2 separate regions of the Mus musculus genome follow, and region 1 is linked to region 2. The links are chromatin loops, found by intact Hi-C in ENCODE. Cell type or tissue: heart. All regions are shown on one strand. Each heading gives the region's core, and the rest is flanking DNA. Links, peaks and the distances in the headings are about the cores only. Region 1 has its middle 5.0 kb from the start of Tfpi. Region 2 holds the start of Zdhhc5 (zinc finger, DHHC domain containing 5).

Region 1 (5,379 bases), core at 320-5,319, 240 kb before region 2:
TCTCTCTTTTTCTCTCTGTCTCTCTCTCTCCTCTCTCTCTTATGCCTACAATAAAAACTTAACCATATCTTGGAACAATCATGTCAGCAGTTTCTTTACTGCATCCCCTCGCACACAAGAATGAAACCCATGCTCACAACACATGCTCAAAGCACAAACTGTTAGATTCTGTTAGATTATTTAAAGCAGCTGTAGAGAGATGGAAGAAGGAAAGACAGATAGGCTTGGTCTGACCTTAGGAGGGACCATGTTTATTCACAGCGAGGAAGGACTTTATCACTCACGTGTGCAGATGGCCAAAATGCCTTCAGAAGAAGATAGGATGAGGCCCCTTATAGGGGCGGAAATGACTTCCATTGTCCACAAGGGAAGCTGGGAAGTGTAGTCTTTCAGCAGGAAACTATCATTGTAAACTCTGAGACGGTATAAAAAATGCAGGGCAGGGGGGTTGTAGCTGTTTTTTGCTGAGGAGGGTGTTGCTGGAGTGGTTGGTTCAAGGTCCATTGAAGAGGGACTGCCTCTCTGGTCACGAAGCAGAGAGTCTTAACTTGATCAGCCGCAATGGAACATTTGAATTCATCCTACATTCCTGAAGAGACCTGAAAAATTATTATTAGAGGACTGTAAACAGACTATTTTGGTTACAAAGTAAAACCGAAGGGTTTTCCAGGAAGATTGAGGAGTAGGGAGGAGCTGAGGTGAGAGAGACAGAGTGGACCAGTGGGAGAAAGTGGCCATAGAGTGCATTCAGGAGGGTAACAGTGACTGGTCCCACTGCCACAACTGTTGCACCAAAATGAGCTGTCCAAAGTGGCAGAGAGCTACAGAGAATCAAAGGAAGGGAACAGAAGAAAACAACAGACGAATGTAGGGAATTGTGTCTGGCCTACGATGAAAGGGAGGAAGGCCTCTTTTACTTAGAGTTTCTCCACAGCACACAAAAGGTCTTTTTGTTGATGTATCAGAAACAGATGGAGCTGTTGTAGAGTGAGAGCTATTGGGAAAACTTCCGTGGGCCACTTTGTTTGGGTATAGGGAGAAGTTCAGTAAATATAATATTTAAAAGGCAAGGTAAAGACATAAGTGTGAGGGTAACAAAGAGGAAAGCTGAGATCCAGTGAAGGGCCAGAGAGGAGGAGCCAGAGCCCGCACACAGGAGGCCTGTGCTTGAATTGTTTCTGGTCCCTGGCTCTAGGCCCCATCTCAAACCAATTGGGATGTGTTGGCCTAAAAGCAGTGTGCCCACCAAAGAGAGCACAAATCCCACTGCAGTAGTCACCTCTAGTCCTCTTCAGCTTTGGATCACGACAGCAGTCCAGGAGTCAAGCTGGTCCTGAAAGACTTAAGGAAACCTGAGCTGGTGAGACACCGAGGTTAGTGGACACAAGAAGGCTTCATTCAGCTGTTTTTGTTCTGAGTCCAAAAAACAATGTCCAGAGTGTCAAAAAGAGGTATGACTTGGAGGGATGACCCATGGCCCATTAGTCCCTTTTTCGAGGTCACCTAAACTGCTTTGAAGGGCTTGGGGGCATCGATCTCTTAGTAACTGCTTCAAGGCTGACAGAAGAGCAAAGAAGGGACCAGCATGTAAGGTGTCACCAAAGAAGAAGGTCCATCTGAGGGGCCATGATATAACTTAACAGCTGGCAAAGATCCAGAACATAACGCAGGAGGTAAAAACTGTACAACTTTGTGCGGAACATTAACGAACAAAGTTATATGAGGAAAACTTTTACGTCAAGATTAATATGAGTTAAATAATGTTAAGCATAAAGTTGGCATAAGGTTAAATGCAGTTGTATGACAGCTGGACCATGTACCAGCGCTCAGGAGAAGGCAAAGGTATCTGTAGTTAGCTGTTTATTACAGAAGACTCCTACATACTGAGCAAGCACCTGGAAAGCATTATAAAACAGGTCCGTTAACATAACACCTGATGCAGAACACATTACTAATTTATTTAAAGATGCAGCTGCTAAAGTGGTAGCTCATGGACCTAATCTCTCCCTTCCTTATCAATCACTTATCCTTCCTTCTCATTACCTATTAGGATTGCACATCAATTTTATAGAAATTTACACGTGACTTAAATCTCCGCAACTCTCATGTTTGAATCTAATTCCTTATTTACAAGAAATTATACACTTGATAATGATGGGAAGGAAGTGTCTTAAACAACTTACTGCTAAAGAGCCTATACAAATTATAATGCCACAAAATAAAATGCAGGCTGATTGTTTGTCTCATGCTGATAATAATTGGCAGGTAGCATTAGCTTATTACACAGGACTTATAGATAATCATTATCCCAAAGATCACCTTTTAAGGTATTTTAAAATCTTTTCTTTAAACCCATGCAAATGACCTAAAGTTCTACCTCTAATAATCTTATAGAGATTTCTTATTAATGCTTTTATATATGGCTCTTCAAAAGGACAAGGAGCATATGTTTATTTATGAATTCTACATCATCCACAAAAAAGATTGTACCCACCACTGACTGTACCCTTAACAGTCTGAACTCACCATAATCAATCAGCTTGTATTATATGCTTCTCAGCCACTAAATATGTTAACTGGCTCTGCATGGTTGTTTCTCTTTTAGAAACTGCAAGACTTAAACCCAACCCACTATCAATGTCATTTCTCTTGCTCCAGGTGTGTGTATACAACAGTAAACCCAACCTTTATTCACAACTCATGTTCGTGCTCATTCTAATCTGCCAGACTTGTTAACATCTGCCAGGTTTCAGCCTGGGATGAGATGGCGTCCTCCTTAGTCCTCTTACTTTCTTTTTGGGGTGTCCAAAATTCTCATAGCTTCTTCTACACCACTGCCATCTGCTGGTGGAATTTTATCTCAACGGTAAAACCTAATGCCATTTCACAAATATCTTTCATATCTCAGAATTTTGACATCCCAAATATGTTGATGTAACAAGTGAAATATCTTTTCTAATATGATTTTTGCTTCTGGTCATGGGGTGAAACAATCTCAGATACACCTTCTTCTTTCTAGGACTCCCATTACAACTAAAATCTGACCATGGTCCTGCTTATGCTAGCAAATGCTTTAAGGAATTTTACAATTTATGAACTATTAATCGTATTACCGGATTCCCTTACAATCTACAGGGCCAATCTATCATGGAATGTCACTATCAAATACTTAAATGGCATTTTTTTTATAAAAAGGGGTATATAGACCCACCTAAACCCCCACATACTATGCTATACTTAGCTATGCTAACTTTAATAAATTTTTTCACTTTAAAAAATAATGCTATTTCTGATTCCCAAAAGCATTTTGCCCTAGAGAAGTCGCAACCTAAATATGGTTGGTTGGTTGGTTGATTGGTTGGGTTTGTTTGTTTGTTTTGTTTTGTTTCATTTTGTTTTCAAGTCAAGGTTTCTCTGTGTAGCCTTGTCTGCCCTGGAACTCATTCTGTAGACCAAGCTGGCCTCTCAACTCAGAGATCTGCCTGCCTCTTCCTCCCAAGTGCTGAGATTAAAGGCATGTGCCATCACCACCCAGCTTAATTTATTTATTTTTTTAACTAAATGATTAGTCTAACTTAATCTTAAAGGCATGCGCTATCACCACCAAGCTGAGGACTGATTTTATGCTTTTTTAATTACCAGTCCCAGCAATGGTTATTGAACTACAAATAGAGATTTCAAAAGTGGCATGTATAATTACTAAAACTATTAAGATTATCACACACACACAAACACACACACAAAACCTTGAGCATAAATCAATCAAGAGATGGGTTAAGTTGAGAACCACAATTTTGCAAAACAGAACTATTACAGATTTTTTTTGTTGCTGCTCAAGTATAATTTTAGTTGTCAACAATTTCCTGGAATATATTGCTTTAATGTTTACCTCCAAGCTTGCTTCCATATAAATTGCATTTGTACTTAGCATGACTAACCATTAACTTGTATACCTTAGTTATCTTTAACAATTTACAATAAGTGAGTAACTCTTTTATCAGACCAGGATTTTATAATTGTTGGATTCCTGTTAAGTTTGACCCTTAAAATTGTAATTCTTGAGTTAATGATCTTTTAAAGATCAAAGTAAACTTTAACCCATAAATATAATCCACAGAAACTGGGAACTTCATTTTCCTGATCGTTTAAAATTCACTTTTTACAAAATTCTAGTTTTTTTTTTTTAATATGACTCATCTAAAATAGCTTAAGCTTGACAAAGATATAGCCATCATAGTTCTTATATGATCCAGTTTTAAAACAAACCATCTTAGTAGCCTGGTATTGCTTCTTTAGTCTAAAAATGGAATACAGTGATAAGCAGAGGGATACTTTTTTAGTCACCTTAATCCAAGTTGGTGCTTCCATCCTGATGAGATCACCAGACAAGCCATATAGTTGTTAGGATCTTGTTAAGTTTCAAGCCCAAGACCAGAAACTGAGGGGTCTATTTAACATATCAAAGCATACCTGGCCTCCAGGTTCTTTGAGCATCTCTGAGTCCCTACCTGTTAGAGGGTACAGCTGGAAGATCCTGTCTTCTACCCTGAGCTCTCCAGCCCAGGGGGGCTGGGCTGCCCTTCCCCCCAGAGCCTCTTTCCTGTATAATCCAGACATTTTGTTTACCTCTTTTGCTCCTCCTGTTCTTTTAGCCTACTGGCTACCTCACTTGGTTCCCTTCACTCTCTTCCCCTCTGCTTCTCCCCACATGGTTCAAGATCATGACCACTCTAGACTCTCCCAGGTGTGTCTGCCTGTCTATGCTCTCCCACATATCTGTAATAAGCTTTCTGCACCGCTGTCCCTAGGAGCAGACATGTCCTTTCGCTACCTTTTTATTTCTTTGTTTCATTGACCAAGATGCCTACAGGCCACACAGTTGTTATTTACTCCAAAGTGAGCCCAAGTCACCAGCCAAGATGGAAGGCATGCAAGTCCTGAGCGTGTTTGTAAGCCAGAGCCTTGAGTAAGATTAAAGTGAACTGTATGTTGGATGGGGGAGGTGCCTCAAGCCACGGTAGCGTTCTTCTGTCTTGTGGAATTATCCTAATCAGTTTAGGTATTAGAAATCGAAAGGCTTTGGGCCAGCAGTAGCCAGTTGTCCAGTGTATATTGAGGCCAAATTTGGATGAGAGTTGAACAAATGAGCTAGGTATGAAGTTAACTAAATGGAGCCTAGCTGGGTACTTTGGAATGGAGAATTTGAAACCCATAGCAGGGTCCAGGGTCCCCACCACAACCACCAAATCCTGAGTATCGTTTAGGCCCCAATGCTGATTCTCTCAGTGAAGAGAACACTCTTTATAAAAAGGTCTCATGAACTTTGCATCCTGCATCAATAGAATCTATCCTCATGATTTATTGTGAAGGTCGCAGGTG
Region 2 (5,379 bases), core at 225-5,224:
CAGAGAAGGCAAAGGAGCCTGCTACTGTCACCACTCGGTTGTGGTGGTGAATGCCTTTAATCTCCGCACTCAAGAAACAGAGGCAGAGCCAGGCGTGGTGGCGCACACCTTTAATCCCAGCGCTTGGAAGGAAGAGGCAGGCGGATTTCTAGAATTCGAGGTCAACCTGGTCTACAGAATGAGTTCCAGGACAGCCAGAGCTATACAGAGAAACCCTGTCTTGGGGAAAAAAAAAAAAAAAAAAAAGAAAGAAAGAAAGAAAGAAAGAAAAAGAAAAGCAGAGGCAGGTGGATCTCTCCAAGCCATCCTGGTATGCATAGCTTCCAGGCCAGCAAGGGCTACATAGTAAGACTTTGTCCCAAAAGAAAAATTTAATAAATAAATAAGATGGGAGAGAGGGGGGAAGGAGGGAGGGAGGGGGGAGGGTTAAGTAACATTAGAAAGAAGGCCCAAAGATTCCATTAAGTTTCTATGGTCCAACTAAAAACCAGATCCTATTTAGTCCTGATTTTATGCTTATTTCTGTTTCCTGACTTTAGGCCTAAATATCTTTATCAACTGGAACAAGCAAATTTGATTTGTAGACAGTATTATTAAAGGAACCGTTTCCCTCAAAACTCCAAAGATAAAAGGAAAATTACCTAACTATTACGTAAAGTGAATCCTATACTATTGCAGGTCACATTTACTACAGGACGAAAGCCACACAGACTAATTCTGCCACGGTACAGTACATGCAATTATGGAACCGCATACTGAAATATAAATGAGACCATCGTCTGAAATGTTAAGATAGATATTAGAAGGGACAAGATAAAATAATTTATTGGGTATAAATATCAACACACCAAGTCTTATCAAAGGAATGTGGTGCAGAAAGAGAAGGGACGAAACCGGAAAGGCGAGTGTGGTTCATCAGTCACAAGCTGGTGTATCCACAACAGTATCACTAAAGTGGACAAGAATGTTCGTGACACATGCTGACTGAGGGGGAAAAAAATCACTGAGTGAAAATATGTATGTATAAAACAAACAATACAGAGCCAGGTGTGGTAGCTCTCGACCTCAATCCCAGCACTTGGGAGGCACAGGAAGTCAGAACTCTGAGTTAGAAATCAGCTTGGTCTTACAAAGTGAATTCCAGGGCAGCAACAGTTATGTACAGAGATCCTGTCTCAAAACAACAACAAACAATTCAAGATGTGTAGTTTGAAGACTTTCATAAGGTTTGATATAAGTAGTTCCTTTGGAGCAGTGCAGTGGACAGCACATGTATTATTTGTTAAAATAACCAAACCTTATAGCACAGAACACTAAATTTGAATATATAGAAATGGAGATGTCATATAGAAGAATGAATACATGCTATGAAGGAAAGATCCAAGAAGAAGTTTAAAAAGAGTATTATTACAGATCGACGTAGGTGCCCAAGTACCTGGCGATAGAATTCTTACAAACACTAGATGAATTTGTATGCATTCATGAGCACCGGACAGATCTGTCTGATACAAAGCAGGCTCACACTGGGATAAAAGGATGGAGATCTAACCTAAGATTATCCTGGACAAGATGGCATTAACCAGGAAGTAAACCCAAGAGGACAAAAATGGTCTGCAATGTAACATGTATCTATTCTACGACTACTTCTAATAACTTTAGTCACTTTCTTGTTTCTCGTTTTAGTGGTTTCATTTGGCCAACTGGTTAAGGAACTTTAAACTTCCCCAGGAATAGACGGCTAGTGATAAAATACTGTCAGATACATTCAAGCCCTACTTGTAAAATAAAGTACAAAGTACTAAAAGCATAAAAGCATGGAGCACCTGGCTGGTGGGGGGTAGGGAGAAGCAGCCGATGGATGGGAGAAAGAACAGGTAACCACAGGACGAAGCTCTAACCAAAATAAGGACCAGTGGAGTGTAGGGCGAGGGGCCTGAACCGCGGAGCGGTAAAAGGAGTACAGTCCCCGGCCGGCAGCTGGAGCAGTGGGAGTCATCACCGGGGGCAGGACTGACTACCCCTGGCCCAGAAAACACGGAATCCACCGCGCGCAGGGCCCGCCGGAGCTGAGAGAACCGCGGGCCGGGGAAGGAAGGGGCGGCGGCTCCGCAACTGGGCAGCCGGGCACCAACCGGGTCCAAGCCCCGGCGGGCGGCCGCGGCTCTCTTAGTCTGCGGGCGTCCGTTTCGGGGCCCGTACAGCCCGAGGAGGGGTAGGGCCTTAACCTCCTCCCCTCCGCGGTCCCCCTTCCCTAGAGGTCACTCTCCCCTCCCACCTCACTAGCCCAGCACTTCCGGTTCCGCAGGGGCCAGCGTCCCCGGTACTCACCCCCGGCGCGGCGCCCGTCACCGCCGCCGTCGTTGTCACCGCCGTCGTTGTCGCCGCCGCCTCCCAGCAGTGCCGTCTGGCCTCTGAGAGGCAGCGCGCGGCCCCCGCACGCTCCACGCCCGCCCCGCCGCCGCGCGCTCCCGACGGCCGACGCTCGCCTCTGTGCGGCCGGCGCGCGGCCGCTGCCCTCAGCCTCCGGTCTGTAGCCTCACGACGTTCCCATTGGCTCCCGGGCGCGGGCGCGGGCGCGGGCGACGTCTCTCGCGGGGCACGTTCTTCTCATTCATGCGGCTCGCGCCGCCGAGCCCGCCCCCGTTCACTCTTCCATTCACCCCCTAACCCCCGCCCCCACGGCGCTCTAGAGCGTGCGCGCGACCGCGGGCGACCGCGGCGACCTCGCCTTCTGATTGGCTGCAGGGGCACGGCGCCGCAAACACGTAGTGACACGGGAGCGCGCGCGCCTGGCCGTCGTGTCTGGCTGGATGGTCGGGAGAGGGGACATGGCGAACTGCGCCGGTTTGGGGACGAGGAACTGGTCTGGCGAGATCTTTCTCTTATTTTGTCCGCTTTCCCATTTGTAGTGTAGTCAAGAAAAACTTTTAAGCAAAAAAAATTCTACGTATGTACCGGAAGTGCTCAAAAACAAGCAGATGCCCTTTCTTAGTTCACCAGCCTCCTCCGAGTTGGCCTGGTACAGTCCTGAAAAGCATCTACGATAGCCAATCACCGTTAAGCCTTTCCGGCTTCCTTCCTTGCCTCTTCATTCATTGGTGTGAGGATTCGGTCGGGCAGCCCCTCCAACACACACACTTTTTTTTTTTTTTTTTTTCTTTAAGGACTGAAACTTTATTTAAAACAATCCGTTGGCGAAAGCGTCAGTGGGGTAAATTCTCAGACCGTGGCAGAATTCCTGAGTGGTGGTATGGCCTCACCTATGGAGGAAGGAGGCGCACGGCCCATTGAACAGTCTGAGGAGAGGGTTCTGTCCAAGGCTGGGTTAGATGAAGGAGCTCGGCTGCTATCCCTAGATTTACAGTGCTTGCCGATGGAGTGAAGCACTGGGAGTGCGCGGTGCGAGGCGTAGACACCTCCACGACTACACGAGGAATGGGCGCCCTGACCTCACCCAATTTGAGAAAGCAGGCTGAAAAGAAAAGTCTTTCTAGAATAGCTCCTGTCCCTGGCGAGCTGCTGGCTAACTCTCCGAAGATCGCGGCACTACATTTTGCCCTAATTAAGCCGAGACGGCTGTGGACCCGGTGGCTTTGCCATAGGGCTCTCCTCTTACAGCTTCAGGCCACCTCTCATTTGTAAAGGAGCTCTGTTACATAACAGCCCTTCAAAAAGATATCCCCGAGCCGCTTCCCTGAAGCGAAGGTCTCGTTCAGGGTTATTTCCAAGTCCTGTCATTGTTTCCTTGACTTCACTTCAAATGTTACTGATTTAACTTTGACACTTCAGCCTTAGGCATCCAGTTAAAGAAAAGAAAAAAAAAAATCTACCCTTTTTTCTTTAGACTCTAGTCTTATCCCTTATCATTTTTACTACTGGCTTAAATGCAGCGTTTATTGGAACCGTTACGAGCATACATGTTTTAAGGAGTGGAACTTTATTTTGAAAAATCCGTTGGCGAAGACGTCTGTGGGGTAAATTCTCAGACCATGGCAGAATGGTGGTATGGCCTGGGCTGTGGCTCACACATCACACATGGAGGAAGTAGGTAGCACGGCCAATAGAGCGGTCTAAGGAGAGAATTTTTAAAAATCTTCAGCATTATGAATAATTTTAAAGTATTATTTGGAGGTACAACATTTACCCTATCAAGTATATTCTGCCTATAAAATAATGTTTCCTTAAGATGGGTCAAATTTCATTTATTTCTCTAGGATTTTAAAGCTTTATTTTCTCTACTTAACAAGTGAAGCATTCTTGATTTTCCTACCTTTTTAAATAGGAAAACTATTTGTTTGAGACAGAGAGAGAGAGAGAGAGAGAGAGAGAGAGAGAGAGAGAGAGAGAGAGAAGGCAGACAGAGTTCAGGCAGCTTTTGGGTGTTGGTTCTCTCTTGGCTTACAGATAGGAGCTCAAGTTGTCAGTCACGCCTAGGAAGTCCTTTCACCCACTGACCCATCCTGCCAACCCAATTTTTCTACAAAGACCTGTGTGAATCATCATGTCTTTTGGCCAGAGCATACTAAATGGAAAAAGGGTTCCATCATCCAACCAGAGGTACTGAATACCTCAGGGTCACTAGGGACATTAGACTACTGGATTGTCAGCCTAATTTTAGCTGGATGAGCACTAGCAGAAGCATAATCACTGTCCCAAGATATAGTGACAATTTTAGATTTTGGTTTCTTTTTTTTTGGAGGGTGGGGAGGGTTGAGACAGGGTTTCTCTGTATACTCTTGGCTGTCCTGGAACTCACTTTGTAGACCAGGCTGGCCCCAAACTCAGAAATCTGCCTGCCTCTGCTACCGCGCCCTGCTGGATTTTGGTTTCTTTAAAAAACACAAAAATATAAGACTGTGTTTTCCTTTTAATTCCAGATGTAGGAATAAGGTGCTGCTTTGGACTCTCTCCAGCAGCTGACTGACTGCCCAGTGCATTATCAGAGGCATGGTTTTGCCAGCTCCAGACAGTTTCTGTGATTGTGTGATGTTTGGAATTCTAGGAACTTTTCAGAGGGTATATAAATGCTAGCGCCCTGGTATTGGTGGTTGTTGGTCATTCAGGTTGTGGTTTGTTAGTAGTAGTGCTCAAAGAAGAAACGAAAGAAAAAAGAAATTAAGATTCTCTCTCTCTCTCTGTCCTTTCTATCCTATCTAGTGATAGGAGGTGAAACTGGGGGGTGGGAGGGGTGGGGAATGAAGGTGGCAAAAAAGAACCCACAAAGGAGCAAAGACACCAAGGCATAACAAGGATTCCATTTTTCTTTTTTTAATAAGATGACTTCTGAAAAATAGTCCAGAGTAAAATGAAGACTAAAACAATGTATTAATTATCCAGATCATCATATTTGAAATAAATTACTTTGACAAATATATCAAA

What was found. Peaks named below come from ENCODE experiments on the same cell type or tissue, not always from the same donor. Only the 100,000 strongest peaks of a DNase experiment are listed, where the experiment ranks them.
Region 1: a loop joins it to region 2, with 2.6 times the contacts of the local background. A loop is called at or near these places in 1 of 42 quality-filtered maps.

The regions. Positions count from the first base shown.
Region 1 is chr2:84,476,457-84,481,835 of GRCm38, forward strand. It overlaps a transcript of Tfpi not described here. Among named protein-coding and RNA genes, the nearest start is that of Tfpi, 5.0 kb to the left of the region's middle. In heart, for the core only: CTCF peaks have their summits at 370 and 2,855 (motif pointing left); no DNase peak of the experiment used is centred there; H3K4me3 peaks cover 436 bases; H3K27ac peaks cover 1,480 bases.
Region 2 is chr2:84,712,655-84,718,033 of GRCm38, forward strand. Zdhhc5 (zinc finger, DHHC domain containing 5) reads right to left here and starts at 2,510. Exons shown (of 12, transcript NM_144887.4): 1 at 2,329-2,510. In heart, for the core only: no CTCF peak of the experiment used is centred there; DNase peaks (open chromatin) are centred at 2,707 and 3,047; H3K4me3 peaks cover 3,202 bases; H3K27ac peaks cover 3,111 bases.